Linked DNA regions of Mus musculus: regions 1, 2, 3, 4, 5 and 7 are each linked to region 6. A link is a loop called in an ENCODE intact Hi-C map of the cell type or tissue named here. Cell type or tissue: heart. All regions are shown on one strand.

Evidence for each region. Peaks named below come from ENCODE experiments on the same cell type or tissue, not always from the same donor. Only the 100,000 strongest peaks of a DNase experiment are listed, where the experiment ranks them.
Region 1: it touches region 6 in a loop (4-fold over the local background); 8 of 42 quality-filtered maps call a loop at or near these places.
Region 2: a loop joins it to region 6, with 6 times the contacts of the local background. A loop is called at or near these places in 17 of 42 quality-filtered maps.
Region 3: it touches region 6 in a loop (2.9-fold over the local background); 8 of 42 quality-filtered maps call a loop at or near these places.
Region 4: it touches region 6 in a loop (2.1-fold over the local background); 3 of 42 quality-filtered maps call a loop at or near these places.
Region 5: it touches region 6 in a loop (2.4-fold over the local background); 3 of 42 quality-filtered maps call a loop at or near these places.
Region 7: a loop joins it to region 6, with 2.7 times the contacts of the local background. A loop is called at or near these places in 4 of 42 quality-filtered maps.

The regions. Positions count from the first base shown.
Region 1 is chr14:121,795,263-121,799,262 of GRCm38, reverse strand. It overlaps a transcript of Dock9 not described here. Among named protein-coding and RNA genes, the nearest start is that of Ubac2, 81 kb to the left of the region's middle. In heart, a CTCF peak has its summit at 1,632; DNase peaks (open chromatin) are centred at 622, 1,322 and 2,532; H3K4me3 peaks cover 2,679 bases; H3K27ac peaks cover 2,222 bases; H3K27me3 peaks cover 1,367 bases.
Region 2 is chr14:121,751,308-121,755,307 of GRCm38, reverse strand. It overlaps a transcript of Dock9 not described here. Among named protein-coding and RNA genes, the nearest start is that of Dock9, 55 kb to the right of the region's middle. In heart, a CTCF peak has its summit at 2,169; a DNase peak (open chromatin) is centred at 2,047.
Region 3 is chr14:121,803,050-121,807,049 of GRCm38, reverse strand. No RefSeq gene overlaps it. Among named protein-coding and RNA genes, the nearest start is that of Ubac2, 74 kb to the left of the region's middle. In heart, a CTCF peak has its summit at 2,381 (motif pointing right); a DNase peak (open chromatin) is centred at 59.
Region 4 is chr14:121,640,027-121,644,026 of GRCm38, reverse strand. It overlaps Dock9 (dedicator of cytokinesis 9), which reads left to right. Exons shown (of 54, transcript NM_001081039.1): 10 at 832-906; 11 at 2,409-2,549; 12 at 3,868-4,000. Among named protein-coding and RNA genes, the nearest start is that of Dock9, 56 kb to the left of the region's middle. In heart, no CTCF peak of the experiment used is centred here; no DNase peak of the experiment used is centred here.
Region 5 is chr14:121,927,055-121,931,054 of GRCm38, reverse strand. The region is part of intron 4 of Ubac2 (ubiquitin associated domain containing 2); the gene reads right to left. Gm46485 (a long non-coding RNA gene) reads right to left here. Exons shown (of 2, transcript XR_001781471.2): 2 at 1-4,000. Among named protein-coding and RNA genes, the nearest start is that of Gpr18, 13 kb to the right of the region's middle. In heart, a CTCF peak has its summit at 2,497 (motif pointing left); no DNase peak of the experiment used is centred here; H3K27ac peaks cover 686 bases.
Region 6 is chr14:121,587,567-121,591,566 of GRCm38, reverse strand. The region is part of intron 38 of Dock9 (dedicator of cytokinesis 9); the gene reads left to right. Among named protein-coding and RNA genes, the nearest start is that of Slc15a1, 84 kb to the right of the region's middle. In heart, CTCF peaks have their summits at 2,021 (motif pointing right) and 2,895 (motif pointing left); a DNase peak (open chromatin) is centred at 2,046; H3K27ac peaks cover 757 bases.
Region 7 is chr14:120,833,530-120,837,529 of GRCm38, reverse strand. No RefSeq gene overlaps it. Among named protein-coding and RNA genes, the nearest start is that of Gm33173, 13 kb to the left of the region's middle. In heart, a CTCF peak has its summit at 1,603 (motif pointing left); no DNase peak of the experiment used is centred here; H3K27ac peaks cover 593 bases.

The DNA of each region.
Region 1 (4,000 bases), 210 kb before region 6:
TCTAGGACATTCCAGGTTTGCACAGAAGAGAAAAAAAGCTGGTGTGTAATTAAAAAAAAAAGTTCAAAGCCTCTAGTCTCCATGGACACTGCACGCAGGTACACAGACCCACAAAGTAACTAAAATTGAAACTTAAAACAAAACGACAAAAACTAAACAAGGAATTAAAAAAAAAATCTTTCAATCTTTCCCGCTGTTCAATGTTACACCTTGTGAACTCAACTCAGTAGGGTGCAAAAAATAAATAAATAAAATCCAGTTCAGCAAGCATTTATTGAGTACCAGTTGCATACCCGAGCTCTAAATCTTAATGTGCCAGGCCGGCTCATTAATCCCAGAATGGTGGTGTTTTGCTCTCTAAACTAGGTATTTTCTCCCTTCAGCTCTAATATTAGCTTTAGGCCAGGGATTTGGGTTTTTGAAGAGGTGGGACGCAATTCCATTTTTTTTTTTTCCCCCATAAGTTTCCTAACACTTGATCAGGAGGCGTCCTAAGAAATCCCCCGGCCCCGCCTCTGGTTTTCAAGGCCAAGCCTCGGAAGCTGACCAGGCAGGTAAGAAGCTGTCCATCAGGGGGTAGTGGGTGTGGCTTGAGTAGCCGGGCCAATCAGTGGAGCCTTCCTGAAGGCTGACTCTGGGCCGGAGAGCCCGCCCCGATGGAAGCCACAGAGCATGCGCATCAGCGGAGCCCCAAGCTCCCCTGCTTGCGCGCTCTCTGCGCGGGGGCTAGGGCTGTGCCCTTGTGCTTTACGAGGGAGAAAGGAAATTTGGGGGAAGGCAGAAGAGGCTTCAGGAGATGGTCCTCTCGGAGGTACGCCGTCAGCAGCGGTGACCCCGGAGGTCCCGGGTTCGGCACCCGCGGGGTAGAAGGCTGGCACTGCAGCTGAGTCACATCAGTTCGCTGTCCTCAGGCTGTAGCTGAGATAATCGAGGTCCAGGAGTCACGCTGGCGTCCTAGGTGACGCAGCACGCGGCCCGAGGTCTGTGTTGGGCCCTACGCCCATCCGGATCGACGCTGTCCAGTTCCACCGCGAGCCACATGTTTGGGGACAGTAAGGTGGACCCAAATACGCCCGACTAGTCTCGAGGGCGAGGACTTGTATCTTCTCAGTCACATAAATAAAGACTACGTTGTCCGGTGCCTCGTTCAGGGCATTATGGTGCCAGCGAGTCCGCACCCTCACGGCTCTTTGGGGCCTCGACAGTCTCTTTGGAGACCCGGGGAAAGAGGTTCAGGATGTAGGGTCTGTGCCCTCCGGGGCGGAGGAATCACCAGATTCCAGAGTCAGGTCCTGCCCACCGACTCCGCCCCATCGGCCCCGCCCCACAGGGCGCCCCGCCCATCGGCCCCGCCCCACCTCGCCGGACGCCCCGCCCCTAGGAGGCGGCCGCGCAGGGAGGTCGGGGGCATGGGGGAGTCGCGGCGAGCGCTGCGCGTAGGATCGTCCGGAGCTAGCCCAGGCGCCGCAGCAGGCACGCGGGCCCGGGGAGGACACCTCGGGGCGTGACGCGGCACAGAGGGCGTGGCCCGGGCTGCAGCGCCTGAGGACCCGACCGGGACCGCGGGTTCCCGTGCCCCGGGCGCACCTGGCGGCGGCGCGACCGGGCCAGACCGCGCGCGCCGGATCCCGCAGCGGCGGCCGGAGGATGGCGCAGCAGCAGCTCCCTGTGTCGACGGAGACTCGGAAGTTCACCCGGGCTTTGAGCAAGCCCGGCACGGCGGCGGAGCTGCGGCAGAGCGTGTCAGAGGTGGTGCGCGGCTCGGTGCTCCTGGTGAGCGAGGCGCGCAGGTGGCGGGCGGGCCTGACCAGCGCTCTGGTAAATCCGGAGCAGACAGAGAAAGGGAGCGGGCGGGCAGCGGGGAGATCTTTGGGGGCCGCAACTTCCAGAGTCCAGAGCTTGCCCTCCTAGGGCTTTTCCTCTCCTCCTGGGAAATTTCCGCCCTCTGTCCACTTCCCTGCCCCCCACGTTACCTGTCCTCTGCCAATTGGGAAGTTTCTCTGTCCTCACCGCATCCTCGGTGTTTCGGGGGGCTTGGCAGGTGCCCGGGCCTCATACAGTGTAGAGGAGGTGGGGTCTTTACCACCCATCTGATGGTCCAGCGAATAGGTTTCCCCGCGGATGTTTGGGTGGGCAGATCTCTGCTCAGTGTGCTAAGCTGGTGTCTGGAGGCTTCTTATGAGTGGCAAGGGGTGAACTTGCTCGTTTCATCCTTGGTACAAATTACTTTGAAGTCTGGGGACTTGAGGCTAGCATAGCAAGACAAACCAAGGTGAACCCAGTCGTGTCAGTGACTCCTGGAAACAGGCCACTGGGTGTGAGAAAGGTGAAGTTTAAAAAATCAACTTTTTCACAGCCAGGGACGGCCCTGCTGTATTTGGAAAAGAGGGCACGCTGAGATGCTGGGCTGGTGCCGGGAGAGGAGCAGTCTGTGCTGGAGGGAGCTCCTCAGGGCAGCTGGAAACTTTTTAGCAGCTCTTTGCGTTTGTTTTCTTGAAGGGGACTTGTTTGTGGGTGTGTTCCTTGGAACATGTGAGGAGATGAGCCTTGAAAGTAATGTCTGTGGCCTTGTGGTGCAGTGTGTGGGGGATTGCCAAGGAGCATTGTTTATGAACACAGGGCAGATGCTTCGCTTTTCGTGGCAGATCGGAGCCCGTCCTGGGTCAGACAGGAACGATGCCGGTGTGAACGATGCTGGTGTGAACGATGCTGGTGGAGATTTGTGTTGATTTCCATATCCAGTCTGCTCAGTTTGGATTTTCTGTCGTTTGCCAGCGCTGCCAACTCACCCTACATCACTCAAAATTGAGTTTGATCTGCGATAATCAGGGATTTTATTTTTCAGTTTTACAGAACTTGGTCAGTTGAAGAACGGACCAGAACCTGGCTGACCGTGTCTTTGATAACTTGTATTAACTTCTGTTGCCGAAGCATCATTGCTTTTTGAAGCTGCAGGAGGGAGTAGTCTCAACCTCTGTGGCCCCCCTCTCTCCTCTCAGCTGGGACTCTTTCTTAATTGGGGTGCTGTGATCATCAGGGATGTTAGGAAAAATTGGAACTAACGATACACTTTCTTGTGCTGTGACTTCCACAGTGCCACACTAATCAATGTGCTGCAGCCCTTGAATATCTGATTCCTGTTTGAGGGTGGCCCATTGACAGTATCCCCACGTGTGACATGCTTCTGCTGTTTTGGTCTAATGAAACTTTTAGTAGTATGCATTTTCCTTGGACACTCTTAAATATAGCCAGGCACTTTGCTGGTGTCTCAACTCTTAGTTTTGTCTACCTGTCTGTCTGTCTATGGTCATGTGTCTGATATAATCTATGATGAAATTGTTACAAAATATGAGGAAGCTGATGACAACGTAGGTGCAGAGAAGGCTCCTGGCCCGGATGGGGGAATGCAGAACATGGGAGGAGTCTGGGAGAGGTTTCAAGCCACTAAATATTACCCATGAATCTCACCTTCCACCCTTTTCCTGTGTCTGCCAGGAAGTCACAGCAGGTGCACCTGTCACATAAATTCTGGCCTATCTCTGTCCTGTGAGCATCTGAGACAGTAATCCCGGTTCTCTCGGGAGGCGGCCATGCCTTGGTCCGTTGGTGCCTGCTTAGATGAGAGTGTTGATCTTCTCTGCTTTGGTCACCTGGCCTAGTGCTAGCCTTAATTCCACAGCACCCTAGATGCCCAAAGCAGCCCTGAAGATGGCCCAAGGCAGCGGGCGATGCCAGGGTTCGACATGTGCTTATACACATGGCATTGTTGAATAGATCTCCCCTCCTTCTTATGGACTCAGATCTGTGGGCCCTTTTTAGTCATTCTGTATTAATTTGAGGAGCGTATGGGTAAGTATACAAAATTGAATCTGCTGTGGCAGACTTTATTTCATCGTATTAACTGAATAATTACCGAGGTTTTGCCAAATTTGGTTTATGTGCATCTTTCCCTCCCTCCCTCCCTCCCTCCCTCCCTCCCTCCCTCTCTCCCTCTCTTCCT
Region 2 (4,000 bases), 160 kb before region 6:
TATTTTTGGTTGTGAGCCTAGCCTTTAACGGCTGAGCCACCTCTCCAGCCCAGCAATATGTTCTAATTTTCTGGTTCCTTCTCATTCTCTGGCTTGCTCTGTCTTCACCTCTGTCTGGCTTGTTATCTCTCTGCGACCTGTCTCTGTACAGCTTTCCTGGTAAAAATGCCTTCTTTTTTTCCCCCTCTCTCTGTGCTCTCTTAAATAGCTTCTCTTTTCTCTCTTCCCGTGAGAATTGGGCATATCCTATTCTGTCAAATTTTTCTCTGATTCACCACTTTGTCTGCCATTCAAATAGAATCACTTTCAAATATGGGTGCTTCCTTTCTACAAGCTAACTTTACGTCCATTGTTTAGGGTTAAAGGTGTGCACTAAGGGTGTGGTGCTAAGGGCTGAGCCACACCACAGCTAGAAACAGTTCTTTCAGTAAATAACACAGTCTTGGGGTTCACAGTGTGATCAAATATCCCTGCAACATGTGGTATATTGGAGACTTCACCATAATCACTATATGTATAAAAATCTAACTCAAGGAAGAAAAGTAATAGGCTTACTGAATCTATTTTCCAAATGCATGCTGTTTTTATATATAAAAATTAATCCATAAAAGATGTCTTTTAGACTGGTAAGATAGTGGGTAAGGTGCTCTCTGTTAAACCCGAGGACCAGAGTTCCAGTCCTATGATTCATACAAAGGGAGAGAAATGATAATACCAGTTGTCCTGACTGCCCCACACATCCGTGGCACATACCCCAATAAAGAAATGAAGTTATTTTCCTGAAGGCACTTCTCCACCCTGGATATGTAGTAAGATGAACTCTTACGGACCTAATTTAGGACTTCTCTGGAAAAGGGCATGTGAATGGAGTGAAGTCAGGTCATCCTTTCATCTTACAGTCACTCAGCGAGCAGGCAGTCACTGACGCCATGCTGCAGATGTGGGCCGTGTTCATTCCAGAGGTTAAGTTCTTCCTGGCGCTGAGAAGTGGAAGAACTTGGACTAATCTGCTGACGTGCAGGGATTTCTCTGTGAGCTTGGCCTTCCTCCCTGAATCTCTCTTCACATAATAAACTCGTGCATGACTGAGTGTGTAAGTGCGCTTTCCCGTGTGAGGGGCCTCAAATGGCACACGGGAAAGCTGAATCCTCCAGTTTTTCAAGAGACACTGTGGAATGTGCGTATGTCTTCCCCTTTTCAGAAGCCAGCTTTATGTTGACGTAAAAGTGGTGGAAAAACAGTGTTTTCCTCTTAATAATTAGTCTGTTTCCCCTTAAAGACAAGAAAATTTCGGGTTGAACAGATTTAAGGCAAACAAGCGCACATATTAGCCCGAGAGTCTGTTGTTGGAATGTAGGGAGAATGGGCATTTCCCACCAAGTAGCTTTACTGAGAACAATTGAAATACTTGAAGCTGTGCATACTTAAAATAAGTTAAACACCCACATATGAAAGCTGCCATCGCATTAAGAGTAATGAACACGTCCACCACCCTGGCTCAAGTGCCTTGGACCCGTCTGTCATCTGTCTGTGTGGCTTCTCTGCCGTCTCTAAGAAATCTCAGATCTACTTTCTGTTACTGTGAGTTTTTATGAACATGGGTTGTGGTATGAATTCTGCTTTGTCTTGCATCTTTCATTTAGAATAATGATCCTGAGGCCACCCATGTTGTTGTCTCTATCTTGCTTGCTTCCTTTTACTGATGGACCTATCATTTATTAATCATGTTTCCAGTGGTTGGTTATTACAGATAAAGTTGCTTATGCATAGTTGTGGGCCAAGTTCTGTTTGGATAGGTACGGTGATCAGGGTCACGAGCCACCGCCTCTGCCACATCTCATTTGCCGTGGTTTTACTGTTGCTTCTGAAACGATCTCCTTGCTAGTTCCTACTGTGTCAGAGAAAACCGGGGAAATCGGGCAAAGTGATTTAGGGTGCAGCTGTGTTTGACTAGTCATGGTGACGTCCTGATCCGAGGAAGCACGGAAGCCACGACCCTCCTCCTGCTCCTCCCTCCACTGGGATTGTGTTGCAGAACTTCTTATGGGCTTTTTTGTCTTTGGCTTCCAGGGATGCGGTTTGGCTGTGGATGTGGGATGTGTGGATGTCCTGAGCTGTTAAAAATGTGTTTTCCTTAGCCTGAGGATCCTCAAACAATCCACTAGATGGAGCATCTTGAATATATTTTGTGATTAGAGGATGGGAGAAAGAGAATCCCTGCATCCGAGCCATATTGAGGACCCTTGACGTTGGCCAGGCATTTGATCTGTCACCCCCTCTATTAATATAAAATGTTCCTTCTACTTAGCATGTTAATACAGAAGTTTCTAGGATGCCCGACTGAAGTATTACGTGGCAAGAAGTCTAATCTGGATGTCTGTGGCTACATGACGGACATGCGAGCGTAGACACTCAGTGACTCAGCCGTGTCTTGAACCTCGCAGCCCTCATTTGTGACTCAGTTACACTGCACAGTAGATGAGGTATACTTTATACAAACCGTAGGATGGTGCATCTTCTGTGCCATCCCATCAGGCCACTATTGACGAACAGTAACACAATGGTTCTGTTTTTTCCCAGAGGAAATTGCAGTCGCAGCCAGTGCCTATAGAGTAGAGAAGCCCTTGCTTTGCAGGACTAGAGATGCTGGGTACCATGGGTCAGGTTGCCTCCTGGATGTTTCCCTCACTCAGTGGTTGTCTCCCGGGGCGGCAGCTTCCTTTCCCTCCTTCCTACTTGAGGACAACATGGGCCGTTAGGAATTTCTTGTCCTGGGCTTGGCCTTTCTTGGGGAGCTCTGGCTGCAGCATGATCTTTCACCTTCAGACTTTTTGTTTCAGAACCAAGATGGAATCTGCACTGTTACTGGATAAACTGATTTGCAGGGAGCAGGACATATGGTATGAACCTTTCCAGGTTTAGTTCTCAGTCAGAGGAGGAAAGCACGGGTGTACACGGATGTCTGGTTTGTATGTTCAGATACAGCAGAGCATCCTGTATCCTCGTGCATTTACCTCGCATATTGAGGAACGGTTACTTTAGCGGCTGGGAGCTCATTTGTGCCTCAGGGCATCTTAGACAGTTGGAATCTGCTACTAAGCGTTTAATGGCATGAAATGAAAACTTTTATTTTTAGGTAGTTTTAATCTTTCTGTGAGAAAATTCTATATGTAATTGTACCATTTCTAGGTCTGTTTTTTTTTTTTTTTTTTTTTAAATTAAGGAGACATCTGCTAAACTAAGGATTTTGTAACACAGGTTGACAGACAAGTTACCCAGAATAAAAAAGTTTTATGTTTGAAGACATATCTTTCAGTAATCCTGTTAGATTATGAAGATTTTGGCATTTGCAATGAAAAAGCAACAGAAGACCAAACCCCTTTAATTTGTAGCATATAAATTAGTTATTTGTAGTTCTTCTTATCCCAGTGGAAGAAAAAGGCTTAGCTTTATTCTTATCTTTTGCAAATAGGAGGGATTTAAGGAATTTGGTATCTGAATGGATTTTACAGTCATTTTTAAAATATCTATTTAACTTTATTTTATATCTATTAGTGTGAGGGTATCAGATCCCCTGGAACTGGAGTTAGAGACAGTTGTGAGCTGCTGTGTAGGTGCTGGGAATTGAACCTGGTTCCTTTGGAAGAGCAGCCAGGGCTCCTAACCACTGAGCCATCTCTCCAGCTCCCCTTAGAATCAGTTTTAATAGCACATGATCTCATTAGCATGGCCTTAGCACAACACTTAACATCTTCTTGGGCCTTCTAGCCGGTGAGTGACCCACTCTGGTGTCTCGGATGAGTTAAAAGAAGGAAATGCATTAATATCAAGACATTTCTTTGGTTCATAATGAGTTTGTTCAATCTCTTTATTATGAAATTAAGCCACATGTCTCCTCAGAAATGGCCTTGATTTTGTTTATTTTCGGAAGTTGGAGGAATCTGTCACTGAATTTACTGTGGTTCTCATTAAGAACAAGAGGACTAATGCCTCGGCTTCC
Region 3 (4,000 bases), 220 kb before region 6:
AATTGTTTCCCAGAAGAAGAGAGGTCCGCCTTAGCTGCTTCCAGGGGAAGACTGAGGGCGCCAAGCCAGCTGTGCTCGTAAGGGTTCTCCATGGCCACACCCCTCTGGATTTATTCTGCTAACATTCTTCCAGGTCTCAAGCCTGGAAAAAGACTTTGAGATTAGTATTGTTCTGCACTGAGAATATGTTTTAAAGGGGCTTTATCAAAGTCCTCCCACCCTAATTCTAATTCATTAATTCAGTATTTTTTACTGCATTCTCTACAAAAGCTATGCAAGGTTTCCTAGGTCTGTCTTATCCATAGAAAACTAGGTTGGGGTTGTTTCAATCAGACGATATTTATGTTAAAGTCATTCAAAGCTGTTGTTGAATATCCACTGTAATAGCTTCCTGGAGATCCTTGCCAACAAGGGGAGTCACCGAGGAGAAAGCTTTAGTTGCTTCTTATAAGTCATTCTCCAGCAATGAAATGAGCCAATCCAGGCCAAACCAAAATATATAAAGGAGGTTTACTGGGAAGCCACTCTCCAATGGGTTCACTGATCCTAGGGAACAAGGCCAGGGAAGTTTCCATGAGGGGAGAGTCAGCGGGAGTGGAGAAGAGAAAGAGAGAGAGACCATGTGCAGGCATGCACACAGCATGAAAGGCTAGAAAGTTCAGGGCAGAGGGCAGGATAGCCAGCCATGTCCTATAGCAGGTAGGGATCAAGGGATGCTGGGAGAACCTGGAAGCTAGGTCTGCTTTGGTATGTAATATATGCAGTATGTGATATATATATATATATATGTGGTTTGTAATATATGTACCTCCCTTAGCCATTTGTGCCTGGTTTGAACTCCAGCAGCATCCCTATGGATAATGTTATAGACCAACTTGACTAGGCCAGCTGTTGCCATGATAACTGGCCAGACATTATTTTATGCAAATCTGTGAAAGTGTATTTGGAAGAAGTTAGAGTGTGAGGAGCTGACTGAATAAAGCAGTTGGCCTTCCCAGGAGTAGGTCACCTATTGTGTCTCTGCTGTGACTAGATATAAGAAGCTGAGGAAGGGGGACGTTTTCTCTCTGCTCTGGCAAGGACATTCAGCCTTTGTCCCTAGTGACTGACTCCCACACCTCATCTTAGAACATGTACCACCTTGGGCTTCGGGTCCTAGAACGGCACCAATCAGCTTTGCAGGCCTCCAGGGCTGTAACTGGCAGATTCTAGGACTTCTGTCTCCAGGGGTCAATTCGACTATCTGTCCCATATGATAACTCCCTAGCTTGGCTGGATGCACACCTGTAACCCTGGCACTTGGGAGTGGAAGCAAGAGGGTCAGGAGTTCGAGACCATTGTAAGCTTCCTACCGAGTTCATGGACATCCTGGGCTACATGAGATTCTGTGTCACAAAGCTAAAATAATTTTTATTATATCTATTTATTTTATATTTTTTCTTTTACATTATATAATTATATTAATACTACATATTTTGATATCATATTTGTCAAAAGAAGACCTGAAACCTTCTCTCTTTTGTTTAAAGATTTCTTTATTAAAAGTTGTTTTATCCCAGCACGTGGGAGGCAGAAGCAGGTGGATTTCTGAGTTTGAGGCCAGCCTGGTCTACAGAGTGAGTTCCAGGACAGCCAGGGCTACACAGAGAAGCCCTGTCTCAAAAAAACAAAAAAAAAAAAATCCAAAACATAGTAAAATATAAAAACAAATTAGTGTTTTATAGAACCTGAGACTTTAAAAAAAAATAAAAAAGCAAAATACAATAATTTAAAGCAGTCCTTTAATTTTGTAATTTTTACTGTTGAATGGCTCAGGACTCTAGTGACAGACTGAGTAAGGAAATGTAATTTAGATTATAAAACTCTTGTTTTAATAAAAATTCCTAGCCGGGCTTGGTGGCGCACACCTTTAATCCCAGCACTCAGGAGGCAGAGGCAGGCAGATTTCTGAGTTCAAGGCCAGCCTGGTCTACAAAGTGAGTTCCAGGACAGCCAGGGCTATACAGAGAAACCCTGTCTCGAAAAACCAAAAAAAAAAAAAAAAAAAAAAAAAAAAAATCCTTAAAAATCGCTTTAAAGGTTTATTTATGTGGGTAAGTGTTTTGCCTGCATGTATGTATGTGTACATTGTGTGTGCACGTGGTGCCTGCAGAGGTCAAGAGAAGGCCTTAGCTGCCATGGAACTGAGTTACTACCAGTGGTTGTGAGCCACCGTAGGTGTTGGGAACAAAACCCAGGTCTTCTGTAAAAGCAGTCAGTCCTCTTGACTCCAGGTCATCTCTCCAGTTGGCTCACTTACTTATTTTTATTTTATGTTCATGAGTGTTTTGCCTGCATACATATGTGCATCATACATGTGTAGTGCCTGTTATGGCCACAAGAGGGCTTTAGAACCCCTTGTGCTGGAATCACAGATGGTTGTGAGCTATCACGTGTGTCCGGAACCCAACTCCGGTCCTTTGCAGGGGCAGTAAGTGCTCTTAACTTCAGATCTGTCTCCCCAAACCCAGAGGCTAATAACTTTTGATAACATACTGTTGGAAGGCTGGTGGAGTTTTGTTTGTCTTTTTGAGACAAGGTTTCTCTGTGTAGCCCTAGCTGTCCTGGAACTTGCTTTGTAAACAAGGCTAGCCTTGAACTCACAGAGATCCTCCTGCCTCTGCCTCTGCCTCCCTATGTGTAGCAAGTGAAAGTGAGTTCACTTCAGATAATTAAGGGTGTGCTGGGTGTTTTCTATATGTCATCGTGTAAACCTGTTTTACCCCAGGTCCTCTGTGCTGCACCTTTGTGGATATTGGTTACAGGCCTGTGTTCATTGAAAGGCCTGTCCTCTCGATGAAGCTGGCCACTCATGGTTCATCTCTGTAAAGTCAGTCATTACTTCTCCACTCCATCTTCCACCCCAGCCTAGCAGGGTCAGATGTATGTCTGTCTCCCATACTAGTCTGTAAGCAGATTTGCAGAAGTGTGTTAATTTTCACAAATCAATTAATAAATAGACATAATCCCCATTAGTTTCTGTCTGGTATCTTTTAATATAATTTTCTGGAATGCCTCCTATTCTCCCCTGCCTCAGTCTATTCTTAACACAGCTGTAACCACCCCTACCTAACCTTGTGGCTGGACACAAAGTTTCCATTTTTGATCATACCAGTCCAATAATGAACCCTGCTCATTAGGAAGCAGTTGCTCTCCTGTATGGGATGATACAGAGGTCCAGTCACCTTCACATCTGGTTCTCATGGTTACTGTGGCAAATGGAAGAAAGAGTTTGAAGGACCAGGCAGGGAGCTTGTTGGCCAGGCATAAAAATTTCACATAACATCTCAACTACATCTGTTAACTATATCTTGTTACACAATCCTAGCCCACCATGAGGGAGGTCAGAAAATGCAGTCTTCTGTCTGTTCATCCAGGAAGAGAAATGGGGATCTACTGACTTATTTCCTAGGCTCAGAACCCAACAGTGGATTTCCAACTTACACAGAGTCAAGTTCAGAGTCACCACAGTGCCCTCTAAGATGTCCCCAGTCTGTGTCTTATGGCTCAAGGCATAAGTAGTTCCAGGCCATTCTCCTTTCCCTGAGCAGAAACTTTATGCTCATTAGCAGGTTTTCTCCGTGAGTCTCTCCTCAGCCTCTGGAAACCACAAACTTAGTTTCTGTCTCTATGGATTTACTTGTTCTGGTTGTGGACATTTTGTGAACGAGAATTCCTGGGGAAAAGGGCTATGTTTGCAAACACTGACAGTTAAAACTGCGCTGATACCGAAAGGTAGGCATGTTGCAGTCCAGAGCTAATTACCATATCTCAGCTAGCTTTAGCCCACGAGTACTCCACATCGGTGTCAGAACTAGCATCCCGTGACTAATAGATTAAAAACCTTTTGGAACCTATTAACTTAGCAGACCTTTAGCCTCCACCAACCTCAAAGCTAAGGATGTCATCAGGCCTGTAGAAAAAAAAGTCCCCCATCTTGCTGTGACCCCTTCTCCGATGT
Region 4 (4,000 bases), 52 kb before region 6:
TCCATGGCCATTTACTGAGAGATTCCAGTTGGAAACCTCACAGACACAGCCATACGCAAAGTCTCCTGGGATATCAGTGCCAGCAGTGTCTCTCCTACAGCATTTCAGCCCAAGCTACCTATGCCACCATGGTTGGCGTGCCGCTGCCTCCCAGAGACCAGGCGGTGTTGTCTCATAGGCCACATTTGTAGATGAATCTGTATCATACTTTCCCACTATTGTGAAGAGATACCACAATCAAGACAAATTATATAAGAAAGTTTGTTTGGGGCTTGCTTACAGCTTCAGAGGGTCAGAATCCATGACTGTGTGGTTGGGAACATGGCAGCAAGTAGGCAGGCCTGGTGCAGAAGCAATAGCTGAGAACTCACATCTCATTATACACGCTCAAGGCAGAGAGGGAGAAAGCTAGCTTGGATTAGTGTGGGCTTTCCAAATTTCAAATCCCACCCCAAGCGCTGCAGCTCCTTCAACAATAATTCCCAGCAGGGCAGTAGTGGCCTTTCATCCCAGCACTTGGGAGGCAGAGGCAGGCAGATTTCTGAGTTTGAGGACAGCCAGGGCTACACAAAGAAACCTTGTCTCAAAAAACAGAAAACAAAAAAATAAAAACCAACCAAACAACAAAAAAAAAACAAAAACAGTATTTCCCTTCCTGGTTCCACCAACTCTGGGTGAAGCATTCAAAGATATGAACCTCATGGCGGGTGGGGGTGGGGAGCAGGCATTCTCATTCAAACTGCCACAGGCAGCTTTCAGATACCTCAATACCTCTGGGAGGTGGAGAACAAAGGATTTTGTTAGCTAGAACCTTTTTTATTTTGTCCGCAGAGCACCAGAGAAGCAGAGATCAAATTGAAAAGCGAGAGCAGAGTGAAGCTTTTTTACTTGGACCCAGATACCCAGGTAAGAGCTAATTCAATATTTAAAATGTAAAGGTCATGAATGTTTGATATTCAGTACTGTTGAGTATTGAGAGCAGTGTTTAGCCAGCTTCCGGAAAGGCACCAGCCTGGATCTTGAGGTTCACAGTGACCGTCCGTATAAGCTACCCCTGAAAATAACCATTAGAGCATGGCCCACATCATTGCAGACACCCAGAGGCAGTAACACTTCTCAGCTAGCTTCAGTTCCTGACAGAAGCCTGGGAGTGTGTGTAACCCACACCTGTGTCCAAACACGGTGTGACAAAGATCTTCAGGGCCCAGGGCGGCGAATGCCACAGAGGTGCCAAGAAGGGACAAGGATCTGGTATACTTCATCCTAAATGCTGTCCACCCCCACCCCCACCCCCATTTGGGTACTTTAATAGAACAGCCTCTCCCACTTAGCTTTAATAATAAACATTTTCTAGGTTTCTTCACTGACTTCCTGTTTGTACACCGTTTACTGTGGTAGCATGCCTATAGCACAAACCTTACAATTTTAGCCATTTGAAAAATAGAATTCAAATTAAAAACAAACCAACTCGGTGGTATTAAATAAGTTCTCTGCAACTGTTGCACCATCTGTTTCCAGAAGAATTGAATGTTTTCATCTTTCCAAACTGAAACTCTTTTCAATAGCAGTCCCCATGTCTGCCCTCCCTGAGCTCCAGTCATCTCTGTTCACCTTTTATCTTTATGAATTAACGATTTTAGCAAGCTCATCAATGTGGAATCCTGCAGAACCTGTCTTTTGTGTCTTCTTCTACCTAACATGTTTCCAAGGAGCATCCCTGATTTGTTCATCAATTGATTGTTACTGTGTGTTAGGCAGCGCATGAGCTATGAAACCTCAGCTACACATGGAGGTCAGAGGGCAACTTCAGGAGTTGCTTCTCTCCTTCCACACTCTGGTCCTCAGGCTTGTATGGCATGCAGTCTACCCAATCCAAAACTTCCTTTTATTTTTAAGACCACATCTCACTATGTATCTCTGGCTGGCCTCAAACTCACTCTGTAAGCCAGGCTAATCTCAAACTCACAGAGAGCTGCCTGCTTCTGCCTCTCTAGTTCTGGGTTTACAAGTATGTGTCACCAGGCCCAGCCCTGAATTTCCTTTTTATTACTGAGTATGCATGCCTGTATGTACACACACATGTGTGTTTGTACATATATAATGCAACGTATGTGTCCTTACACAAAGTGTGTTTAGGTTGTTTATAACATTAATACCTGCATAATTATCCACCAAGCAGGTATATTCTCACATATGTGACTGTCCAAGCTGGTATATCCTCATATATGTGATTGTCATGATTAATAGCAAGTGTCTATTAAATATGTCTACTAAATATAAAACAAAGTCGCAGCACTGTTGTGGATGTGTGTATACAGCTTTTCCAGGTTTTAGGAGCCTAGAGCATTCATGCTGGAATTTTTACTGGGAGTGCCACGTGTTTATATATCCACATTCTCTTTTTAAAGAAACTTGACTTCTCATCCGCTGAACCAGAAGTGAAGCCCTTTGAAGAAAAGTTTGGGAAAAGGATTCTCGTCAAGTGCAACGATTTGTCCTTTAACCTGCAGTGCTGTGTCGCAGAGAATGAGGAAGGACCCACGACAAATGTAACTTCCCTTTTCAAAAGTCAGGCTTTAAAAAAGAGTCAGCCTAAAGCATGCAGGGACCAGAGTCTCCTTCTGCCCCCAACACTGTGTCTTTAGAGAAGAGAATGTTAGAGGGGCAGTAAAGTCCAGATCAAATCTGTACCCTGGGCTGGGCGGGTCAGTCCCCTGGCTCACCTAAGGCATGCTGAAGAGAAAGGTGGAATCATTAGCTCCTCCATAGTACTGTATTCTTTCTCCTTCCCAGAATTCCCACCTCCTAGCACAGTCACGACATAAACTAATCATCCACGGGGTTCCGCTGGATATGCGTGCGCATATACAATACACAGAGGCATACACACATACACACACACACAGCACACACAGGTATGCACACACATACACATAGAGGCACACACACACACACACACACGGCGCACATACACAGGCATGCACACACACACATACATACACAGGTACACACAGAGTCACACACACATACACACAGAAGCACACACATATACATACACAAAGGCACACATAGCACACACACACACACACACACACACACACGCACGCACGCACGCACGCACGCACGCATGCATGCACAGAGGCACATTCTGGATTTCTTTCAGATGCTATCAGAATCTGAGTGCTTTTCCTGATACTCTGGCCTTCTCAAAAGCCCCCTCCCCATCACGTGGCTGCCTGTCCACCTCATAGGTGACCTCTTTGCTGGCTTAAAAAGCATGACTTTCTCCCCTCTGTTCTCCCCTGGGCAGCTGCTGACATCTACAGCTAAATTGCCAAGGGGCTTTTAAATTTAAATTCTAATAAAAATGTCCTCAAATTTCAAAATAATTTTTAAAGAATAAATGTTTCTTCTTTTAAATGTTGAAGAATTTCAGGTGTCACAGGTTTCTCCTTACATTACTGCCAGGGTGCACCAACCTTGCCCAGAGATGTGCAGGGCTTACACTGGGGTGTGTGTGTGGGGGGGGGGGAGGTAGGGGGTGTTGTAGCCAAAAATAAGATGGCAGATTTAAGACGTCCCAGGATATGGATTTCATCTTAGATGCTCCAAGGAGGTCAGCCATTTTATCTGCATGAGCATGCATTTGATAGCAAAGCTCATGAGCAGGGATGAAAGTTTTGTTTCTTAAAAATGCTTTATAGCCTCAGTCTGTGTGACAAGGGATAAAAGTTTTCACGTCTAGTCATTTCTCCAGGAGACAGTCACATACACAGCTCATCGCTCTCCTTACACAGCATCATCTGTCCAAACTGGCTTTATGATCATGCTGTTTTATTGATGTTTTTTTTTTTTTTTTCTCCCCAGGTCGAGCCTTTCTTTGTCACCCTGTCCCTGTTCGACATAAAATACAACCGAAAGATTTCTGCTGACTTCCACGTGGACCTGAACCACTTCTCAGTGCGGCAGATGCTGACCCCCACGTCCCCAGCTCTGATGA
Region 5 (4,000 bases), 340 kb before region 6:
ATATGGCAGCAATCTTCAACAGCTAAGCACGATACCCTTCAACTCAGATTCCAACTCCAGACATCACCAAACAGAAGCATGTGTCTGTCCACAGCACAAGAGGTACAGGGGGCCATAGAAACTGGAGGAGTGTGGTGTCTTGACTTGCCACAATACTACACTACTAACGACGAGACTGACTAGAGCTACATTGGGCACCAAGGAAACAGCTAAACAAAGGACAGAAACAAACCAGACACAGCCTGTGCTTCACTATGTGTGGCTCAAACTGACAAACTAAACTGGGGTATTAAGTCAGGATCGTGTTGAAGAAGTAGCAACTGGGGGGGCAGCAAAAACGGGGCTTTCCAGGGGCAGGTGAGGCTTTACCTTGTCACACAGAAGGTGCTGAGTGAGGAAGACAGCTCTACTTTGAACCATATATTAAAAATTCAAAATAGAGCATAAACCCAAATGGCAAACCTAAAATAAAATTTCTAGAAGAAACCTACATAGGTCAGAGATTTCTCAAATACGCACAACATAGGAAGATTTTTCCAAAGAGTACACAGCATAGGCTATTTATAAACTGGTAGATTTTATTTCATTAGAGTATTTAACTACACTCTTCAAAGGTCACTATTATAAAAATCAACAGAGATAAACTTGGGGAAGTATCTGCTAAATGCACACCTAAAGAACTGGTATGAGAATACAAAGAACTCTCAAAGAACTCTTATAATAATAAGAAAGTCACAAATCTAAGTACAGGTGCACGGAGAGACTTGAAAATACACGAACAGCAGCTGAGCACATAAAAAGCAGCCAATGCCAGGCCTGATGGCACACGCCTTTAATCCCAGCACCTAGAAGACAGAGGCAGGTGGATTTCTGTACCTAGTCTACAAAGCAAGTCCAGGACAGCCAGCTAGACTACACAGGGAAACCCTCTCTAGTGGTTGGGGTCGGAGGAGCAGCTCAATACAGCACTGGATTAGGGAGATATAAATTAAAACATGGACACAACAAATACAGCATTATAATGTGTGTGTGTGTGTATGTGCGTGTGTGTGTGTGTAGATATCTGTATCTATATATCTGTATATCCATATATACTGATAGATAGATAGATAGATAGATAGATTGGTTTTTTTTTTTTACATAGATATGATCCACGGACTGAAGAGATGGCTCAGTGGTTAAGACCACTGGCTGCTCTTTCAGAGAACCTGGGTTCTGTTCTCAGTATCCACACAGTGGCTCACAACTGTCTACAACTCTAGTTCCAGAGGACATGATGCCCTCTTCTGGCCTCCACACGTGTGCTTGAATAACTGCAATGCACAGAACACGGAGATGGGCCCCTCCTCACCCTGGAGCAGTTCTAAAAACTGATTAGAACTCACTTTTCAAAGACCAATTCACCATAAAACATTAGCACATCTTCTAGGTTGTTTTCTCAGTTAAAGCACGCAGTGGAATAAAAATCACTTTCATGAATCAACTTCCTGTTCCTTATTTTTATCCTTCCTTAGAACTCACGTGCACATTTGCACCGCCAGCCATCAAGTCCCCCAACGCGTAGTTTCCTACTTCCTTCCTCTGAGCTCTGAGAATATTTACTTATTGTTGACAACTACACCATTTGTCGAAGGAATGACAAGATAAGGACTGAGCTTCCACCTTATCTGCACTCAATACTAGCCACAGACACGACATGGGAAGACAACTGCTAAAGCGTGTGCTGTAGGGTAGTGGCATTCATATCCACTACATAGTAGGACTACTTTCCTATCAACATTTACCCAACAATTCTGATAAAAATACGGTTTGTGGCTCACACAAAACAGTTATTCAACAGGATCACTAAATCCCCTTACAAAAAAAGAACAACCCGCCTTCCCCTTTCCTTAACTTTCAGATATCGGTAAGAATTCTTCCTTAAGTTCCGTATTAGAGCCAGGCTGCCCTGCATGACAACTTGCTACACAGTTAAATGTGATGTTTGGAGCTCAGGAATAGGCTCAGTGGGTAACAGTGCTAGATGCACAAACAACAGGACCAGAATTCAAATCTCCAGCCGTCACGTACAAGCTGGGGGTGGCTCTGCATACCCATCACCCAGCACTGTGCAAAACAGACAGGAGGACCTCTGGGTCCTGATGGCTGCCAGTTTACATGCAGGTTCTGTGAAAGACTCTGTCACAAGGGAATGAGGTGGGGATTCACACACAAAAAGTGTTCCTATGGTTTGAAATACGCTTTACTGTACTGTTTAGGAAAAAATAAATGCGAGTAGATAATAGTAATTCGTAACTCTCACTTGGGCCTAGGAGCTTCAGAGACAGGAAGACAACTGTCAAAGCTGGTTCTGGATGCTCCCAGCCACCCTCTTACCAGTTTTACTGAAAGAATATGTTATCACTTAGTAACATTTCAGCTCTTTTAATAACACTCAAGCCTCATTTAATAACAATTTTAAGTAGAATTACAGGTTTTACCAAGTTCCAATACCGCCATCTAGTGGCTCCAGGTGTGACTACAGGCAGAGCTTAAAAACTGCCACTTTAGGTTACTAATTTATCACTAATATGCAAACTTACACCATCTAATAAACCTAGGTAAGAATATCTAGGTGTTTATTCAAATTCAGTGAACTTCTGACATCTGACTTCAAGAGTATTTTAAACGCATATCTTTATCAACTCATTTTTTTTCTTTCTTTTTTTTTTTCTATTTCTTTTTTGTTTTCTTCTTTTCTGTTTGTTTTTTGAGACAGGGTTTCTGTGTTGCCTTGGCTGTCCTGGGACCAGCTCACTGCACCAGGTTAGCCTCAAACTCATGGAGATCCGCCTGCCCCTGCCCCTGCCCCTGCCCCTGCCCCCACCTCTGCCTCCCATGTGCTAGGATTAAAGGCCTGTGCCACCATGCCTGGCCTTGCAACTCACCTCTTAATGTCAGGATTCTCTCACTCTGTTCATATTTATCAAGGTTTTCTACAAGTGTGTACTTTTCAAATTTTAAAAATCATCTTTGCTCACAGGAAAGGAATCAATCCCCCCGATGACACAGAAATATTGTCTCCGGCTTTTTGCAGGTAGTCTATTAACTAATGGAGGCCCCTACATTGCAGTGAGTGCCGCACGTTCTGCTGGACTGTGGTGGGCTTCCTGGGAACAGCCCAGCCTCACTGGGCTCTGGTGAGTGAGTCTCTCACTCTTTAGGCCTATTCGTGAATCCAGATGTAAAGCAAGTACAGAGCTAGGACTGTCAGGGGCAAAGGGGTTCACTCAGCTTCACACTAATGCTGGACACTCTGAGGTCATGCCTGCCCTCTGCTTCTATTCTGAGCCAGACTTAGCCCTGCCCAGGGCAAATACTCCATGGGTACTGAGTGCTGCGGCTACTCAGTATGCCCAGGCTAAAGCAGTGTCCCGGGTTACACACATGTGCCACTGTGGGGAGCGGGTGTGGCGGTAGTGCCAAGATGGCGCCAGGACAGCAGCCAAGTCTTATGACTTGCACCTGACTTCCTCATACACCTGAAAATAAGCCACATCCATCATGAGAGCTGCGCAGGTGCACCATGATGCAAGATCAGGCCATTTGACGAAGGCCAATGAACTGAGATTACACGGACTGGGCTGATGGGACGTGGTTGAGGGGTTATATAAGGGATTGTGATTGGGGGCTAGGAGAGATTCCTGCTTGCATGTTGAAAGGTTCCTGAATAAACTGCTTTGAGAAGAACGCTGTGTCGTCGCTCTTTTCTGCTGGTTGGGGACAGAAGCGACATGCCACCATGCCACCTCCCTATCATAGCAGCCACCTAGGCTAGCCCTCCCCATCCTCCATTCTTAATTGTTCTTTCACAGGGCACCCTTCAAGAGCTGAGAACAGTTCTCTGGTCCCAGCTCCTCCCCCGCTCCAGATGATCACGCCTGTCTGCTATTTCTCTGGCTGGGAACACATCCTCATCCTGTTCTTTATGTTCAGAACAAAGCCTGCTGCCCTGTAATCG
Region 6 (4,000 bases):
TTGGCTCGTATTTTTGTTCATTTTATTCTACCCTCTGCTGTCCCTCCTGGCACATCCGGGTCAGATTCGGTTGCCTCTCTCGCTCGGTGCATGTAATTGGTTGAGTGCCCACATTCTGACGTTCCGCCCGCAAGAGACCGTTAAGCCCGTGAATCAATTTGTGAGGGTGTGGAAAGCATCCAGTAACGAAGTGACTTTTTCTGTGTTTTCAGTGTGAGAAAGATATCAAGTGTGCTTGGGATTTCTGTAGACAATGGTAAGACTTAATCAGGTTGGGGCCGCTTCCCTTGCAAACAAGACCTTTCCATTCATCTTGCCTAACTGCAGGGCTTGCCTAACTTCACCATAGAGGTCTGCTAGTACGAGGGTCCATCTTTTTAATTCGTTTCTCTCAGTCATCCAGACACCTTCATGTGCTCCTGCTAGACGTTTTGGAGTTCGAATCTTCCTGAGGGTTTCTCAAAGCAGAAAGCCTAAAAGCACCAGCCACGCTGCGCGTGAACAATTAACACAGTCATCCTCGGAGTCTGACTTCCATCCCTGTTGCTTTCTCAAAGCCGTCCTTCTCTCTCCAAGCATGGCGTAGCGAGATCTTAGAAAATCATGTGTTCTCATCCCCAGCACTGTCTTTAATACATGGTTATTAGTTCTTCCCACCATCTCTAACCCGCTGTGGTTGTCATGCCTTTTTCTTCATGCAGACTCAGTATAAAAACAACACCCCCACCACCGTGTGGTTGAAAGGTAACACAAAGTGAGAGTGCAGAAAAGCACAGCAGCATGTCAGGTGTGGCGGCATACGCCTTTAACGCTAGCACTCCGGAGGGAGAGGGATGGATCTCCGTGGGCTAGCTCAAGGCCAGCCAAGGCTACACGGTGAGACTCTGTCTCAAAAAGCCCATAAGATAAAGCAGCAAACGAATACAGCAGCTTCCCTCACTTCACCAACAAAGTTTAACATAGCAGAGACGTCTCACTTAAGCCAGGGTCCTGTCGGCAGCCGCCTCTGGGGCTGAGGCAGAAAGAACCTCTCACACTTAGTGGTAGCCTGCACATCTACCGCATACTTGGGGCTGCAGTACTTGTGTTTTCAACTCTCTGTCTCTTAGCTCGATGAATGAGAGGTTAAGTTAAAGCAGGGTACGCCCAGGGTCTCGTGACCTTTGCTCTCATTCCCTGTTTCCGTGGTAGACCAAGGTTCCCCCCCACCCCCAACCCCACCCCCCGTCCTGTGGCACACATGCCACACTGCTAGATTTCCTTCTTCCTGGACTATATAACAGAGTAGTTTACTACACAGACACTGTGGAGGATTTTCACACAAGCAGATGGGGGCCCTATCTCAGACATAGTCACTGTCGACCCCCTGCTGTAGATGGACGCCGCAGCAGGAGCCAGAGACAGCCAGCTGCAGCTAGAACAGCCCTGTGAGCTGGGCTGCTCTCTCCTCTGCCTTCCTGCAGTCCATGGAGAAGCTGGTACCCTGCCTCCTTCCTTCCTCTGTCAGTTCTCAGTGGCATCCTGTCCTCCTGCGTGGTCAGGAAGCCATGTTCTCTGACTCCTTTCCCCTTGGCCTGTGTCTCTCCAGTCCCTCCTCCTGTGAGGTTGTTCTCCCATAGCTGAATGGCCTGTGTCTTCCAGGACTCAGTCTTTCTCCTGACCTCTGGTTCTGATGAGGTGGCTTTTACCCTTTCCCACCACCCTCTGTTTCAGCACATGGAACCTGGCCAAAAACATGCTAAGAGAATATCTTCCTGTATCTATCATGTGTACAATGTGTATGACTCATATGTATGCATATATACCTGTTCATCTCTACGTAGATATTCAGTGAAAGCTTGGGGCCATGCATGCCCCTCTACAAACAAAACAAAACAGAAACTTACACAGCTGTAAGCACAATGCCTTCTCTTAATCTAGCCAACATAAGTGAGCAGCCTGCCAGGGAGACACAGGGGCTGGGGTGAACTTCTCTCCATGGCCATTTCTTCCCTTTTTGTCAGACCTCAGCTAGGCCAGCAGGGGGCAGCAGAGGCCTGTGACAATCCGTCCTCTGTAGGCCTGGCTGCCTGTGCGTTCCCTAAATCCCTGGAGAATCCACAGTGTATGCTGCCTGTGGGACACAAGCATTTCTGAAAACAGTGCATCTTAATAGGTCATCTGAGATGGTCTGTCCGTTTATTGCACCTGGACTGGCTCAGATGTACGATGAAAGGGGCAGTCCCTGCTTGAAGCCAGTTATGTGTACCGCGCTCTTTGGGTGTCTTCACAGTGTGGGGCTGCATACTTAGGACCATTTCAGAGCCAGCTGGCACTTACTCTGTGGCATTCCTCAAAGAAGGCAAGCCGGTGCCGTGTTATTCACGGGTGACCTTGTACCTCATGGACCATGGCCACCAACAACTCTGAACATGACTCTTTCCGTATGTGAAGTTACAGGATCCAGCAAACTGTACATCATTTTGCCATAGAATATACTTTACTCTATACCCCTTGCTGTGAGGAAAACTTCTTGGCAGTTAAATGGGAACAACTGACTATTGACCACTTCTTATATTTTTTACATAAAGTATATTGGCCCCTCATAAAGCCACATGCCATTTGTTAACATATCTGAGATGGTACATCTCTGAGAGCTTACCTCTGCTTCCACGCATGCTTGTACACACACAAACACTGTTACAAAATTAAAACAAGTCTTACTGTAGGCATGATAGTGGCTTGAAAATTTTACAGATTTGATCTGTGAATGCTGAAGACTCCCAAACCAGCCCTCAGCTTGCTATCTAAAAATGTCACTCTCGACATTTTTTTTTTCTTGACATTTTTCCTGTTGCTCCTACAGGCTGAGCAAGGTGGAGGGAATTCACAGTGCTGCAACACACTATTGCCCCCTAGTGGAAGTAATGGTATTTTTGTGACTTTCAAATAATGTCCTAGTATACCATTATATTGTGCTCATATATGTACCTACCCCCAATACCCACCTCATTACCCTCCCCTTATCCACTGTCTTGCTAGTCCCAAGATGGTGTCATGGCTAGGCATGGTGTGATAGCTTAGAGAAATCTTGTCGTTACCGTATTTCTGTACATGTATACATAATTCTAACACGTAAGTAGCCTGGCACATCGATTCTGTTTTAAAACAACACGTTAAGTTCTGATTCTCTGTTTCCAGGCTTTAGACCAGGAGTAGGTTAGTGCTATGGGAACTGCTCAGTAGAAAGCCATCTTATTTAAAATGGCTACTTGCATGCCCTTAGCCTGTATGTTTTATAGAAAGAAAAGGACAATTCTATAAAGATAAAACAATAAAATCACCATTAAGCCATGTTCTAGTCTTAGCTCAGACCACAGCAGCTCCTTAAAGGTCGCTTTGACCTGTATACATATTTTTGGCTGGCCTGAGCACAGGTGTTGATGTTTTTGGCTTTGGTCTCCTCTTTCCACGGTTTATATCTCTTCAACAGTATTCCTCAATACTTCTTTCTTTCACTCTCCCTTTATCTTACCCCACCCCACCCCACCCAGCACATGAATGCCTTAGCTTGTGCGAAGGCAATACAGATGTCCTTAATGCACCTATATAGCCACCTTTCTTTTCTCTAGAAAACTACTTGTTTAAAAACAAAGAATTGGAATTAACATAATGTTAAACATATTCTATATCTTCATGAGGAGTTAGACAGCTCTGACACAAGGGGGACAGAGAACCACAGGTGTAAAAGCTCAGAACCACCTATTGAAAAGCAGAGTTGGATGAACACACTTGATAGAGCTTGCATGGCAGTCTTAAAGCATCTCTGTGGCTTTAAAAGCTCCTCTGTAGTATTTGTAGAACTATAGCTCATATTTCCTTCAGTCAGAACAAGGTCTTACTATTCTTTTCTTTCCTCTTATTTGCTTGTATCAGTTCTCTGGTACAGTGACCCAAATAGAAATTTGGAGTGTAGGTTCTGGGTTGAAGAGAACAGTTCCCATTAGTAATCTCAAGGAAA
Region 7 (4,000 bases), 750 kb after region 6:
TGTTTGCACACATCCTCTCTGATAGACAAATGACGACTAGGTCTCTCTTCCTGAAGCACAGGGTGAACCCTGGCAGCCGCGGCACCTGACAGGGCTTTGCGTGCATAACGGATGCAGGCAGTGTGATGTGCAGCTTGAGGGCTTTGTGCCTGATCTCAAGCTTTATCACCAAGCCACACCCCAGCTCTGTTTAAGTGTGTTTTAAACTTGTCATATATGCGATACTTATTTTTGGTCAGAATATAGGAATTCTTTAGCTGCAAGAGCCCTTGAAAATTATATGTCAACTCACTCCCCCCCCTCCCGCCCCCACATCCACCCCATAGGTTTTGCAGAAAGGAGCGAATTTTGGCTCAGATGATTAGCTGAAGATCTCAGAGAGCAGAACTGGGAAGTCGCTCGCTAGCACGGCTTGTCCTGATAGATTTTTATGGCAGAATTGGCTAGACTTTCGCTTAGCTCATCATGGGACAGTATGAATGAATCTTTTAAAAGATTTTTATTTTAAAGAAGATTTATTTTAATTAATACATATGTAAGCACACGTCCCTCGGTGTGTGCGGTATGTGTGTGGTGTATGGAGGGATGTGGGTGTTTGTAAGATGTGCATATGTGTGTGTAAGGGGTGTGTATGTAGAGGTATGCATGCATTTGTGTATGTGTATGGAGGTGTATGTGTGTGTGTATGGAGGTGTATGTGTGTGTGAGAGGAGTGTGGTGTGGGGCTGTGTGTATGGAGGTATGTGTGTGTGTGTGTGTCTGGAGGGATGTGTTTGTAGGGTATGAATATATGTGTGTAGAGGGATGTGGGTGTTTGTAGGGTGTGAATATATGTGTGTGTGTGGGGGGGTGTGTGTATGGAGGGGTGTGTGTGTAGAGGTATGCATGTATATGTAGGTATATTCGTGTGTGTGTGTGTGTGTGTGTGTATGTGTGGTATATGGAGGGGTGTGTGGGTTGTGCGTGTGAATGCAGTGCAGTGCTCATGGAGGCCAGAAGGCACTGGATCCCCTGGACCTGAGCTATATATAGGAGGATGTCAGTCATCTAAAGTGGGTGCTGGGATCTGAACTTGGGTCCTTTACAAGAGCAGCATATGCTCTGCTAAGCTGTCTCTCCAGCCTTTTATTTTTATTTTAGTGTATGTGTGAATGTCTGCATGAGGGTAATGGAGTGTGTGTGTGCACTCGTGTTCATGTACGTGCATGTATATTCGTATGCAAGTGCATGTTTGTGTGTGTGTTCCCAAGGAGGCCAGAAGATATTTATTTTATGTATGTGAGCACACTGTCACTCTCTTCAGACACATCAGAAGAGAACATCAGATCTCATTACAGATGGCTGTGAGCCATCATGTGGTTGCTGGGAATTGAACTCAGGACCTCTGGAAGAGCGGTCAGTGCTCTTAACCTCTGAGCCATCTCTCCAGCCCCCAAGGACGCATTTTTTAAAGCAGGACTATTGCTCTCAAACCTGACTGGTGAGAGTACAGGGGAGAGACTTGGGGATTTGCAGGTCTTTTATTCATTATGTCTCCCTGAGGCTTTAAGGCTTAGCTTGGCATCAGATAGAGACTTAGCTCCATCTGCTGTGCAGGCTGAGTGTCTTTCTGGCTGTCCTTAATTCCCAAAGCTGAATCACAACCATCATTTCACGTCTCGAAAATTTAAAACTGAGCCAACATCATATGCTCCCGACTAGGAGAAAGGCTAGTATCTCCTGTGGGCTACCCCTCTCTGAGTGTTTAGGACCCAGAGGGTTATAGGGTCTGGTGGTCGGGGACAGGCAGGTGGCAGGAAAAAAAGCCAAGGTTCAATCAGTACTATGGTTCCTTCTGGCTGTCATGTGGCCTTCAGAGCTAACTCTGAGCTCTTCCAAGGTAGAGAGGAAAGAATCTCCTTTGGGCAAACATAGCCCTTGGCAGTTGGTGCGGCCAGTGACACCTGGGCTAGACTCCAGTAACCACTTGCTTGTTTGAGCTAAGGGCTCCCCACGTGAGAAGGTTACCCTGATTAAGGAGGTCCTCTAGCTCTTCCCACTCCTGTCTGACAGAGGGAGGCTGGCTTCAATACTGACTGTCCTCTGTAGAGCCACTGTGGTCCCTGGGGGAGGATGAGGATCCCTGCTTTCTCCATCCCTAGGCTCACACATTTTACAGCTCAGTCCTTTCAGTTCTCAGTGGCCATATTACTCAGCATTTCTGTCGATGCAAGAAAACACCATGGTCAAAACGCAAGCTGGGGAGGAAGGGGTTTATCTGCCTCACACTTCCACATCCGTATTCTATCACTGAAGGAAGTCAGGACAGGAACTCCAATAGAATGGGACCCTGGAGACTGGAGCTGATGCAGAGGTTGCTAGTTCCACATGGGTTGCTCAGCCTGCTTGCTTATAGAACGCAGGACCACCAGCCCAGGGATGGCTCCACCCACAATGGACTGGACCATCCTCCATCAACCACTGTGGTGGTTTGAATATGCTTGATCCAAGGGAACGATACGGTTAAGAGGTGTGGCCTTATTGGAGGAGGTGTGGCCTTGTGAGAGGAAGTGTATCACTATGGAGGTGGGGCTTTACATATGCTCAAGTCTGGCCAGTGTGAAAATGTCTCCTGCTGCCTTTCAGTCAAGTTGTAGAATTCTCAGCTCCCCCAGCACCGTGTCTGCCTGCACATCACCATGGACTGAACCTCTGAAACTGTAAGCCAGCTCCAATTAACTGCTTTCTTTTATAAGAATTGCTTTGATCATGTTGTCCCTTCATAGCCATGAAACCCTAATTAAGATAACCACTGAAGAGAGCGGGTTCCTCCTCTCAGTGATTTTAGCTTGTGTCAAGTTGACATTAAACTGTCCAGCACAACTGACTCCTTGTCAACCTGACACAGACATCACTTTCCTTTCTCATTCATCCCCACGGTCTCACATTAAAAATACAAATAACTTTAAAAAAAACCTCGCAGTTTTTACAAACTCAATCACGTTAAAAATTCAAAGTGCCTCAAACTACGCGTTCCTGTAAAATAAAATAAAGTTAAATATTTTCTTACTTCGAGAGAGAAGAACCAGAGAAAAGTCACAACGAAATCAAAGCAAAAGCAAACTCCCAAAAGTGTAAATCACTGAGCATTCAATATCTGAGCTCCACTCATGGTCTTCTGGGCTCCTCCAAGGGGCGTGGGTCATTCTCTGGCTCTGAAGCACACACAGCTTGTCTTCCAGGCCTCGCTGGCTCCACTGCACAGCAGCTGCTATTCTTGGTGGTCATCCATGGTACTGCCATTTCCAAAAGGCCGGGGGGTTTCTGCTCTCATCAGTAGCTTTTCATTGACTCTCTTCACGGTGCCAAGCCTCACCTTCTCTTTCCTGGTCCCTTCAGTCCTAGGACTTCAACTGCCACCAAGGCTGCACCTTCCCCGGTGGCCTCTCCTGGCCTCTCACAGTGCCAAGCCTCAGCTGTTTTCCATGGCCCCTTCCTGACTTCAAAACTGGTACCATCTGGATGACTCTTATACTACCAAGTTCAGATGCCAGCATGAGGTACAAACTTGGCTGCCTCTGGAACACAGCTTCTGTGTGCTGACTCTCAGGAAACACTTCCCATAAGAGTTAACCTCAACCTCTTAATCACTGATAATTTCTCAGCTCCGGCTGGCCAGTATCCAGTATCCCAACAAAGCAAAGGTTTCACGTTAGTAGTTCTACTATCGTGTTAAACACAGCTGATTCTTGGGCCCCAGCTAACCAGACTCATGAAATCTCAAATCAAAATAGCAAATGGTCCCGATAGTTTTTAAACTTCCCTCTGAAACTTCACAAGACAGGCCTCATCTTTAAAAAAAAAATATTTATGAGTATACCATCTTCATGCTCCCCAGAGGAGGGCAATGGATCCCATTACAGGTGATTTCGAGCCACCTTGTGGTTGCTGGGAATTGAACTCAGGACCTCTAGAAGAAGAGTCTTAACCACTGAGCCGTATCTCCGCCCCCCTAGGCCCC